Linked DNA regions of Homo sapiens: region 1 is linked to region 2. A link is a loop called in an ENCODE intact Hi-C map of the cell type or tissue named here. Cell type or tissue: heart left ventricle. All regions are shown on one strand. Each heading gives the region's core, and the rest is flanking DNA. Links, peaks and the distances in the headings are about the cores only.

What was found. Peaks named below come from ENCODE experiments on the same cell type or tissue, not always from the same donor. Only the 100,000 strongest peaks of a DNase experiment are listed, where the experiment ranks them.
Region 1: it touches region 2 in a loop (6-fold over the local background); 5 of 110 quality-filtered maps call a loop at or near these places.

What each region holds. Positions count from the first base shown.
Region 1 is chr3:194,771,020-194,777,121 of GRCh38, reverse strand. All of the region lies in intron 3 of LINC01968 (long intergenic non-protein coding RNA 1968), which reads right to left. LOC105374292 (a long non-coding RNA gene) reads right to left here. Exons shown (of 6, transcript XR_001741084.2): 3 at 4,851-4,966. Among named protein-coding and RNA genes, the nearest start is that of LINC01972, 5.4 kb to the right of the region's middle. In heart left ventricle, for the core only: no CTCF peak of the experiment used is centred there; a DNase peak (open chromatin) is centred at 3,765.
Region 2 is chr3:194,935,971-194,942,072 of GRCh38, reverse strand. No RefSeq gene overlaps it. Among named protein-coding and RNA genes, the nearest start is that of XXYLT1-AS1, 160 kb to the left of the region's middle. In heart left ventricle, for the core only: no CTCF peak of the experiment used is centred there; a DNase peak (open chromatin) is centred at 3,082.

The DNA.
Region 1 (6,102 bases), core at 2,296-4,795, 170 kb after region 2:
CACACGTATCTCCCTTCTTCCCTAGCTCTCTGCTTTCTTTCTCCCTTCCCGCAGCCCTCTCCCTCCAGTGTTTCTCAACCAGGCACGGTATTGTCCTTCCAGCCCATCCTAGGAGTGCTTGGAAGAGGAATAAGCCATTTCTAATGGTCACAATGACTGGGAGACTCTACTGGCCTTTAGTGGACTGAGATCAGGAACACAATCCACCCTAGAATGTACAAGGTGGTACCACATAATAAAGAATTGTCCTGCCCAAAAGGTGAATGCAGACATGAACCTCTCAACATCCCTTCAAATGTTACCAAATCCCCTTCTTCCCTACCTGGATTCTGTCCTTTATCTCTTCAGGAAAAAATCAAGTCTCAGTCTCCCAAGTCCCACAGTGTGTCTTGTCCATTGGACAGCCTCACATGTGCAGTGTCAGTGCCTTCCATCCCCAAGTGGCTCTAACTGCTCCACCAAGAGAGGAAGAGCAACTCTGAGTACCTGCGGCTCCCTCAAAGGGAGGGGTCAGCTAATCCTGTGTCTGGGCCAGTGGAGAAAAATGGTGGAAAGGGCTTCCAAGCTGGGCTGTGTGTGGTTGATTCTGCCCTGAAGTAGCTAGAATCAAACACTTCTCACCACTGAGGAGATACATGTCCTTCCAAGTGCTACCCTTCTAGATGAGAAACATATATCACCCCTACTAACGCTTCCTCATTCCAGCTCTGACTTCCATTACAAACTTCCCGTATGAACTTGACACAGAGGTCCAAATTCATCTCCGTCAAAGGTAATAGCCATGGTGGTGGAAGAGGCAGATTCTCAGTTTGCCTTGCCATTTATCATCATCATCATCATCACCACCACCACCATTAATTATTACTATTATTAACCATATGAGGCCTTGCACAGAGGCAGACACTGGTGGGAGTTCTGTCACTGGAGGGTCCTAACTGCATGGGTGATTGTGTGGAAAAGATGGGTCAAGGCTGTGGTCCTTTGAACAAATGTCCTGGAGCCAAACTGACTTCCTGATTTGCTTAATGCGCTGCCTAATGCTTGACTAAAAGTGCTCAAGAAAAATCCTGTCAAGGAGAGGAAGGGTGCCAGGGGCACTGGAAGGGCTCATTTTTTATTCTTTAACTTAGGGGAATTGGCAGGAAAGGGGGTGATGACTACTCCCTGCAGAAAGCAAAGATCCAGATGGCTCCTGAGAGCCAGCTGGGAAAAGTTGCTCCTTGGCAGCCTCATTCTCCAGCATGACTTTCCAAATGCCCAAGCCAAGGCAGCATTTGTGGGGTGCCCACAGCAGGACCCGTTAGAGCAGGAGCTCTGTTTCACTCTTCCTAAACCGGATGTTTCTATTTACTGGACAATCTTCAGCTGCTCATTGTGCACAGAACAAAGTAGTCAGTGAGGGTCTTTTCGGGACACAGGTGGCCATGCAAATGGGGTAACGGAGCAGAGACAAAGGTGTGGGAGTGTTGAGGAATGTTGAAGAACCCCAGAGCTGGCAGCACCAGGGACCTGAATAGACGTGGAAAGGAGTGATTGCTAGCACCCTGAAAGTGAGCTGTGGACAGAGCCATTGACAGAGGCTGTGGCCAAACCACAGTCCAGCAGGATAAGAATCAGGGAAACAAATGCCTCGGTCTCAATATCTTCTTGCTGGCCAAAGGCAAAGAGCATGGGAACCCACTGATGCAACCTGTACAGGACAGCCTCCTGGCTACAGAGCAGGAAGCATGGGTTCTTTTACAAACCACTCCAAAATGTAGTGCCTTAAGACAATAACCATTGATTTAGCCCTTGGTTTTTCAGTCTAGCAATTCAGCAATTAAAGCTGGGCTCAACTGGACAGTTCTTCTCGTCTGCTGTAGGCTGATCTTGGCTATCCCAGCTGGGCTCACTCATGTGTCTGCAGTTGATTGGCGAGTTATCTAGGACCAGTCACTTTAGAATGGCTTTATTGGAGATGGTTAGAAAGATAGGGGCCTCTCTTGACATGGATCTCTCACTCTCCAGAGTGCTAGTCTGGACTTGTTTACAAAGCAGCCAAACAGTTTCAAGAATAGCAAGCAGGCAAGCCCCAAAGTACAACCACTTTTCATACTTCTGCCTACATCACACTTGCTTCTGTCCACTTGGATGAAATAAGTCACATGGTCATCACCAAATCAAGGGTTAGAAACACAGATTCTGGCTGGACATGGTGGCTCATGCTTGTAATCCCAGCACTTTGGGAGGCTGAGATGGGGCAATCACCTGAGGTCAGGAGTTCAAGACCAGCCTGGCCAACATGGTGAAACCCCATCTCTACTACAAATACAAAAAGTAGCTGGGCATGGTGGCAGATGCCTGTGATCCCAGCTATTCAGGAGGCTAAGGCAGGAGAATCACTTGAACCCAGGAGGCAGAGGTTGTAGTGAGCTGAGATCACACCACTGCACTCCAGCCTGGGCAATAGAGCATGACTCCATCTCAAATAAAAAAAAAAAAAGGAAAGAAAAAAAAAAGAAAAAGAAAAATAGATTCTATCACTTGAGAGGAGGGGAATAATATGCGGCTAGTGGCTAGTTTTCAACCTATAGTCTGTGCTGCAGCCACAGTTGCTCACATTCCTCCCACATGCAAAATATGTTCCACCATATCCCAGGACCTCTAAACCTGGATCCTTTGAATCTGGGATTATACCTATGGCAGTTGGTTTTTGCTGCATAATAAACGACCCCAACATTTAGAATGTTAAAACAACAACCATTTTTTAGCTCACAATTCTGCAGCTTGGCAATTTGGGCTGAGCTCAGCTGGGCAGTTCCTCTGCTCTGGGCCAGGCCCCACTGACCTCTGCTAGCACTCACTCAGGCATCTATGGTCGGCTGAGTGCCAGACGGGGAGCTTCAGTGCTTCTCCATCCACATAGCCTCTTAGCCTTCAGCATGCTCATTCATGTGGCAGCAGGATTCCAGGAGCAGCAAGAGAGGACAAACACCAGTGCGCAATCATTTTTCAAGTCTCTGCTTATGCAGAGACAACTGCTGACATCCCATTGACCAAGCAAGTTACATGTCAGAGCTCAGAATCAGAGTGGGAGAGCAGTCAAAGTTACAGCACAAGGGGGCATGGGTCCAGGAGGGGAATAACTAAGGATGGGTTTGCAAACAGTCTACCACTGTGGAGTGGAGACTAGATCTAGTGAGACAGACAATAGGCATCTCCCAAATCTAAAGTCCATAAAATGACACTCAAGTCTGTTCATAATGGGAACCACCTGTCTCCCCAGCGTCAACTCTCTCTAACCCCAACCACACCCTGTGTACTTTGCATCTGCCAAACTGACCTCTTCACAGTCTCATGTATCTGCCTGCCTTTTTCATCTTCCCGCTCACTGTTCTCTAGATTATTCCACATCTTTGCCTGACCAAATCCTGTATATCCTACTTGATCCAATTCAAAGCCACCTTCTCCCAGACATCTTTTCTAACATCCCATTCCCATCCCCTTCCCTCTCTCCCAACACCACTGAGCTGGACAGGACTCTGAATTCCCACCTGCAATTTCTAGAGCCCCCTCTGTGCCTCTTTTCAGGCACCTAGCATTGTGCACTTATCTGCAGGTGGATGTTCTCTCCTTCCTTGGACTGTGAGCCCCCATAGGGCTTGTGTGACTCATCCTTTATCCCTCCTCTGCCCTACTGCCCAGCACACACTAAATGTCCTATTGACCTAAGGAGGTCAGTACTGGCAAGCCAAAGACTGCAGAGCAGACGATGCGACAGAGCCAAGGAACGCCCTTCAGAGACGACCCAGCCAGGAACTCCAAGAAGTGACTAACAGGAAGTGTCAGAGAAGAGCATGAAAGAGCAGGATTTGGGAGACGAGAAAGAGCAGGGCTTTGGGCTTGCCACAAGGTAACCTGGCCCCTGAAGTCAGAGTCACGGGAAGACTGACCTCCACTCCATCTGAGGAAGAACTTCCCAGGAGAAATGCCCAGATTCAGAATGGGCTGGCAAGAAAAAGGGTGAGCCACCCCTCTACTGGCAGTGCATAAGCATTCCGGTTAACTTCTGAGAGTGTTTTTGTGGGGGCCTTATTCTATTTGCATTTGAGGTGTGCACATTAATAATTCTTTCATTAGACTCACGTTGCACCTTGGCACGCAGAGTGTGCACTCATGGGCTCACAGATGAAGGCATTTAATGAGCCGGCAGCTCTCCCCGCAAGGCAAGCCTGCACGGAGCTTGGCAGCAGGCTCATTCCCTCGGAGTCGGCTGGGCACAGCACATCATGTATCGCGGGCAAACTGGCTTTGTGTTTTCATTGGGGGTGGTAAGTGTGGGAGGGGGAAGTAGATGTATGGGGTAAGTGTTACTCTGAAAGAATTCTAAAATGTGAGAGAATGCCATTCCAGTGAATTTCCTACCACACACACCTGAACACCCTTGAGGGATGGGACATCCCTGCTCCTGTCAGAAACCAGGCTAAGCCCAGCGGTGCCTCTCACCGAGGGTAGGTGGAGGATGTAACTAGACAGCCCTTCCCTAACACAGATACTCTTTGACCAGCCCAACTTCCTTGTGTTCTAAGTGGTGGAACAGTGCCCCAGAGAGGGGATGTGGCCTCCCTAAATGCTAAGATGAGCCAGGACTCCTGCTCCTGGACCCAAGTGCCAGGACTAAAAGACTAGAGGGGGAACTTACACAGGGGAAAGGTGGCCTTAGGGCAGGCAGTGAGCCAAGAACCCCTTCCCAGGAGCTGGACCCAGAGTGATTCTTCAGTCCCTCCCAATAATGTCCCTGGGAATAAAACTCCCCATCTCCCGACGCCCTTCTCCATATATCCAAACCCTGCACATCCCACAAGGCTCACCTCAGATGCCAGCTCCTCCTTTCATCTTCCCATCAAACACCCCGACTCTAACCAGACGTGAGCTCTCTGGCCTCTTGGGGACTCTGCACTTCTTCATGGCTCAGGTCAGACTGCATCTGGAATTACAGTTAGATGTGCGTATACCTTCTTGATGACCCCTGACCATGAATTCCTTGGGCTTATCTTGCTCCTTCTCCTGACTCCCTCGCTCAATGCCCAGCCTAGGACCTGACTCAAATGCATTCAACAAACACAGGCTGGATTGCTGACATCCCTTTGCTTTTTGCCCACTAGCATTACAAGACCACATTGCTTACTGTTAGCCAGCACCAGGGCCTTCCCCACAAAGCAGACATACTTCCCTGTCTCCTTTCCACTTCTTTTGGATGAACAAGAACAGCCTCTTGCGCCTCCTTATTGCAAACTTCCTGGACACCCCCCACTGTCTCAGATAATCACCAGGGCTGAGGGGCATTCTCCAAAGCCCAGGAGGCCCTCAGTAGATAGGGTGTTGTTTGATGGACAGCTTTCCCTCCTGCGAAGCCCTGGTGAACAGCTCTAATGTCACCAGCAACTGCCATCTGACTCCCTAACACTGGCTGGAAGTCTTTTCCTATTTGCCCCCAGGAATGCCAAACTCAGTGAGCTGAGCTCTTCTTACAGCTGTCTGACTCCTTTGCATCAAACATTCCTCCTGAGATTGTAAGAACTAGAATGACTAGTTCCAGCCACTCACCTTCTTCTGCCTATGAGGAAGAATCCAATTAATGCCAAAATAGCCTATACTGTTCCAAAAGTCTGGCCTTTTCCAAAAACCCTAGCTCTTTCCACAAAGAAGCTCAAGAAGCTCCAGAAGAAATTCAGTGTTCTCCTCAAAAGCAGACACCAACTTGGTGGACCATAGGTGCATCCTGCAGAATCCCTAACAAGTAAGTGATTCAGAATGGAGGGGCTGAAAGAGAAGCAAATAGCCCCATGAGCCTGAGCCAGAGAAGCGGATGCTTGCAGACCTTGGAGAAAGTTTTCACCACCCTCATCAGCCCCATGGTTTCCCATTGTCTACAAAAAAGTTAGATTATTTTGTTCAGGATTCAGATACTTCACATCATGACTCCTATCATTCTAGTCTCATCTCCTTCTAAACTTCCAAGCCACTAGCCCCCTTGGAGCATTCATGCCTTTCAAATACACCCAACCCATTCCATTTACATGTTTTGTTCCAGCTACTGAAACATCTTTTATCTTAGGTTGG
Region 2 (6,102 bases), core at 1,979-4,478:
TACCACGTGGCTCAACCCAATGGCACTCGAAGGCAAGTCAACCAGGCTTACACAGTCCAAGGAATGGCCTTCCAAAGCCCAGGGGCGGGTGGAGAAGGGTGGAGAGGAGGCCTGGAGGGGAGTGGAGGACACCCCGCACACCCTGGCCACACGCATCTGCTGTCCAGGGGTTCCCAGCACCACATCTTCCCACAGGCCAGGGAGGGAGCAGGACATTCACTGCAGCCCAGCCGGGCAAGAATTCAGAAGGCAGCGGCGCCCTGGCCCCACTCAGGCTCCACCAGGGACACAGCTAGCTGGGGGTAGACTCTTGCCCCCTGCTTCCCATCCTTTTCTGCCTGAGGGATGAATGATGAGCCAGAGCTGTTTCCTTAGCCAAATGCCCATGGCCTCTTTCTCCACTGCTTCTCAGCATCAGCCCTGCTGCCCTCGCGTCTGGCTTCTGCCTGGCCAACTGCCATGGCTTCCTAACTGGTCCTCCTGGGTCCAGCTTCTCTCCAGCCAGCAATGGCCCTGCACAGCCCCCTAACAACACAGCTCCTAGCCTGCCATCCAAGGCTTGTCACCCCATGTCACCTCATTTCTCAGTGTATTCATTTCCCTAAGCTCCGGACATACCAAACTCCTGCCAGTCACCAGGTGCAGCCTGTGCTTCCTGGCCTCCAAGTTCCCGTGGTCTGCTCTTCCTGCCTTATCCCATCTCTACCTGCCAGAGGCAAGCTTCTCCTCATCTGCCAGCTCCTCCAGGACAGCTTTCTACACCCTCAATCTCAGCTCTTTGAATGCTCTCAAGTTTCCATCTGCGTAACTCTAGCAGTGACCTTGTCCTATACGCTTTTTCTCGTGTGTTTTCCCAACACGTACTGATGGGGTTCTTCCTATGCCAGGCGCTGTGCCAGGCACTCAACAGAGAGTGGCGAGGGAAGTGGACCCTTGTCCTGTCCTCATGGAGCTTGCATCAGCCTAGCTGGGGAGACACACATTAATGAAAGAATCATACAGGCAACTGTCAAATGCAAGAGGGACGATGCTGCCGAGGAGTGGGATGTGCGGCCAACTGAGGACTGAACTGGGGATTTGCTTGAGTCGCGGAAGGCTGGGAAAACTTTTCCAAGGAAATCACACTGAGCTGAAAGCTGGGGGAAGAGTAGGGAAAGTTAATTAGGTGAAAAGATGAGGGCGGGTTAATCCAGACAGAAGAGACGGTGTGTGCAGAAGCCTTGTGTTGTATCTGCTATGCTCCTGTCTTCCCCCTGAACTATAAACGGTGGCCTTTTTGTGGCCACATCTGCTTGTGGATATGTCTAATCTCAGCCCAGGGCCTGGTTCTTACAGGCACTCAACAAATCTTTAAGTTGAATTAAATGGATCGAACTGAATTCCCACTCCCAAGCAGGCTGCTGCAGACCCCAGAACACCCTCCCCTACCCCCCGAGTTTGAGCCCAGGGCCCGGGGCAGTTTCAGTGACTGCTGCTGTCTGAGCCACATTCAGCTTTCAAGTGGTGCCAGCAGCCTGAGCCCCTCTGAGCCAGCAGTGGGGATTGTGTGTGGGCTGCCAGCAATATTGGCCATGGGGGCTACAGGTGAGGCCAGGAGCAGTGACCAGAGTGACCAGCACTATCTAGATGCTGCCCTTGCAAACAGTGACTGGAGCATGCCATGTGGAGGGAAAACTGCTGACCCAGCATCAGAGCAGCTTCTGCTTTGAGCAGATCCTCTGACCCCTGACGGGCAAGTGCCTCACCCCAGACCCTGGGGCCAGATACAGAGCGCCAGAGTCCCAGAGACGCCAGGGAGGCGCTTGAGAGGGCCCGGCACTGCTGCAGATCAGAGCCAGCATGCTAACAGTCATTTGGACCTGGGAGCTGACAAGGCCACTCTCTGCTAAAGAGGCCTGCGTAGGCCATTCTGTCAAGTGGGGCCTCATGTACAACTGCTTCTTGCAACTCCCTTGCATGTGGGAGAAAGGGGAAAGTTGGGGCTGGGTCTTCCTGTTCCGGCCCTCTGGGGAGCCAACCGGCACAACTGTCCCTAACGCCTGTGGTGCCTGGTTCAGGTCGGGGGTGGGCAGGGCTCCTCGAGGACATTGGAGGGTCGTGGAGGGGGTACGTACCCTGCGGGGTCCTGCAGGCCTGATGTCCCAGCACCCAGCAACCCAGGCCTGTCATGGAGACAAAGGGGCACATACTTGAACTCATCAGGATGCAACGGATGGCCTGCGCTCCCCAATCCAGGGCCACCCCAAGCCTTCCAGCGTCTCCCTATTCCCTATTCCCTCCTAGAGAAGCCCGTGGTTAGCTTGGCATTTTAGGAGTTGAGCACCATTGCACACAAACCCCCTTCAGGCTCCTTCACTCCAGCCCTGCTGGACCGTGTGTTCCTACCCAGCATGTTCCTGCCACATTGCTCATGCCACCTGGAGTCTTTCTACTCCATCCCAGCAGATTCCAGCTCTGCCCAGCCCACATTCCTTTCACCTCCTCTACACGACCTTCTGAGACTTCTGCAGTTAGAAGCAATGTGTCCCCCTTCTTTGAGTGGCACTTACTCCCTAGGGTGTCTCATAGCTACTTGTGCACTTGTCTGATCAGCCCCTTTGGCCTTACCTCTGAGAACAGGAATCCTGTCCCCAACACTCATTCTCCGTCTCCCCTCTACCTCCCCTGCACCCAGCACCCTGTACCAGCATGGTTGCCCTGCCCACACTGAACGCCAATTGACCTTGGGGTAGTCACTGGGAGCTCAGCCCTGGGACTCCAGCTGTCCCAGTGAGCCCATCAGCATTCAGGGATCCTGCGTAAGACAGTTACAGAGGTGCCGTCCCTGTAGTCTCAAAGCCCTTTTCCTCTCCCAGAGGAGGTAGAGATCTTCTTGCCCAGAGAAGAACAGAGCTGAGATGGTGCACAATGTTTTCTGGGCTGTCAGCCCTCCCGGCGGTCATCATTAATCCCTAGAAAGGCTGTGCTTACGTCATTATTCAGGAGAAAATGTACAACCCAGAACAAGGCTGGCTCTTGGCAGAGGCAGCAGCCAGAGGAGCCAAGAACATTTGTCAAGAGGGGAAGCATCACAGAAGGCCTTGCCCTGCTGCTCCTCCCAGGGGGCCAGTGGCTCTAAGATCCCCTTCAGCTTCTCTTGCCTCTTGCTTGCTTTGGAATGGCCCCATTCTGGGCAGATGCTGGGCCCCAAACCACCCTATTGAGGTCTGACGGGGGAGAGGAGAGCAGCCAGTCTGGACGATGGGTGGCCGACAGGAGGGTGAGGCAGGGTTGACCTTTGAGCCACACCTCCTTTGAGGGACAGGGCGCTTTTCCCTTCCCACTTATAAAGCTACTCTTTTCCCTGCCACTGCCAGGCATCTGAGTGATCTGGGCACCATGATGGTAGCAGCTACTATTCCCATGTCTGCCATGCCCAGGTACTGCTCTAAGCACTGCGCATCTTAATACTCACAAAATATTGTGAAATGGTTTCTAGTTTCATCCCCACTTGATAGTTAGAGAATCTGAGGTACAGAGAGGTTAAGTAAGTCATCTAAGATCACACAGAGAGTAAGCGGGATTTAAATCCAGGACCATCTATTCTAACGGCGGAACAGTTATTTATTCTGCTGTTTCTGGTGTTCAAAATTCCACTGCCGTCAGCTGAGAAAATGCATGTGCAACCTTGACCATGTCACCTCGCCATCCTGGGCCTGCTGGCTATTCAACAGAAAGGAGATGATCTTGGGAAATACTTGCAGTGAGAATTCATTTCATTAAGGGCATTTTGCAAAGTGCCTGGAGGCCCTGGAGGACCGAGAGCCAGAAAACATCTGCATAGAAGCAGCGTGGGCATGAACGGGTGCTAGACCCCTAGGTGCTGATATCTTCCCAAGGCCATGTCGACAAAGCGAAACTAGATGGTGGCGCCATTGCCCCAGCCAGCCTTGGTGCTGGCACTTTGACCAACAAGGCCGTGTCTTGTTCTACCTGATGACATCACCTCTGGTAATGGGTCTTCCTGCTTGTCTCCCAGAACTCTGTGTTCCATTCCTTAACAGAAACTAAGCAATAACATAAGGAAGTCCACATGTCATTAACATTCTGAGGAGATGGAGTCACTCTTGTGAATGAAACACCCAGCTCCAGGTAGTTTTTGCCTGACATCTCACTGTTTCATTATTTCACTCAGCTTCTCACTGCCAGTGCGGGCTGCTGGCTCTTTTCCCCAAGGCCCCCATCTCAGGCCTTTAATTTCTTTTGGATTCCTGGGTGGAGAATTCCAGGGTGTACCAGCCACAGGCGGTAATTCATTTTTATTTTTATTATTTTTTTTTTGAGACAGAGTTTCACTCTCGTTGCCCAGGCTGGAGTGTAATAGCACAGTCTCGGCTCACTGCAACCTTCGCCTCTGGGGTTCAAGTGATTCTCCTGCCTCAGCCTCCCAAGTAGCTGGGATTACAGGCAAGCGCCACCACATGCCTCTAATTTTGTATTTTTAGTACAGACGGGGTTTCTCCATGTTGGTCAGGCTGTTCTCGAACTCCTGACCTCAGGTGATCCACCTGCCTCGGCCTCCCAAAGTACTGGGATTACAGATGTGAGCCACCGCGCCAGGCCAGTAATTCATTTTGGAAATCATCTGACCTGGACCTTTCCAGGGTGTACCAGCCACAGGCAGCGATTCACTTTGGAAAGCTTCTGAGCTGGTCCTTTGCTGTCCTCCTGCCTGCAAGACCCAGATTTGGCTTGGGTTTGGCCATGTTACCTTTGCCTGGAAGGACAAACAGGCACAGGGTGACTGACTCACAGCTTTTCTAGGTGACTGGTTCTAACGACAAACACTGGCTCTTGGGGAGTTTAGAGCATGTGAATTATGGGAAACTTGGGTTGGAAGCAGCTCCCCACACAATCTGTAGTTTGACTCTTGTTGATGTTTGAATCTTTTCTATTATATTCCCAGCAAGTGGTTGTCAAGCATTTCCTTGCATGCCTTCATTGATGGAGAGCTCACTACATCCCCAGCCAGCCCAGTGCCTTCATTGATGGAGAGGTCACTACATCCCCAGCCAGCCCAGATGGAAAGGGCAGTCCTTTGGTGTTTTCACAGAAATTCCCTACCACGGAAACCAGAAGTAGGGAGCTAGGAGCACCTGCTTAACTAATCCTGCCAGAGGGTCGAACATCCCCTTAGCCATTAGCTCTGAAGGGGCCCTTGGAGATGACCTGGCCCCACGGCCTGATTTAACAGAGATACAAGCAACTTCTCTAGGCATAAGTTATCAGCGGCAGGTCTTCCTCTAATTGCACTGACAGCTGACACTGGTTGGGACCCTGATTACCTTCCAGGAACTTTGATCACTGCTTCATGCTGTATGATCTCATGTAATTCAAGCTGCTGTTGGGAACTTGTAAGATGGTTATTATTCACATAACAGATGAGGTGACCAAGGTTCAAAGAAATAAAATAATTTGCCCCAAGTCACAGCAGCTCATTAATGGCAGAGCCAGGCCTTGAACCCAGGCCTGTCTGAATCCATGTTCTCGGCTACTCTTCTCGTCTAAGCATGGTGCCTGGCTTCACAGAAAGTACAAGGGTTGAATTTTCTTTTGCGGAGGAAATTGATTGGGACTTATTATTAGGAATTTTAAGATGCATAGTATTCTCTGAGTCTGTGTATAAATCTGAGGTTAGGTCTATGCAAATAAGAAAATTTGGGGAAATATATAAGCAAATGATAGAAATCTGGTTTAGCTGCTTGTCTGCACATCTAGACACTTCCTCCCAAACTCGTCTGCATGTGTAGTTACAGCCCGAAGGCCTGGAGGGTACCTGTTATTCTCGTCAGGAGAGTAATTTGTTTCATTTCCTGACTTGTATGATCTCCAGGTGAGATCATGAGAAGCTAGGGATGCCTAGTATTTAGTTTATAAGAACAGAGCGCCAAAGAAGATTTTTTAAAAAATTGCAGTGGAAATTGCTGATTGCTGGAAAAGAAGTTAACATGATCTTATTTAAAACAATGAAAAGAACTTTTTAGCAATTAATTTTCCCTAAGGTGAAAACTTCGCTAAGTCAAAGCTACGGTTTGAGATTTAGCTGTGAGAATTGCTCTAATA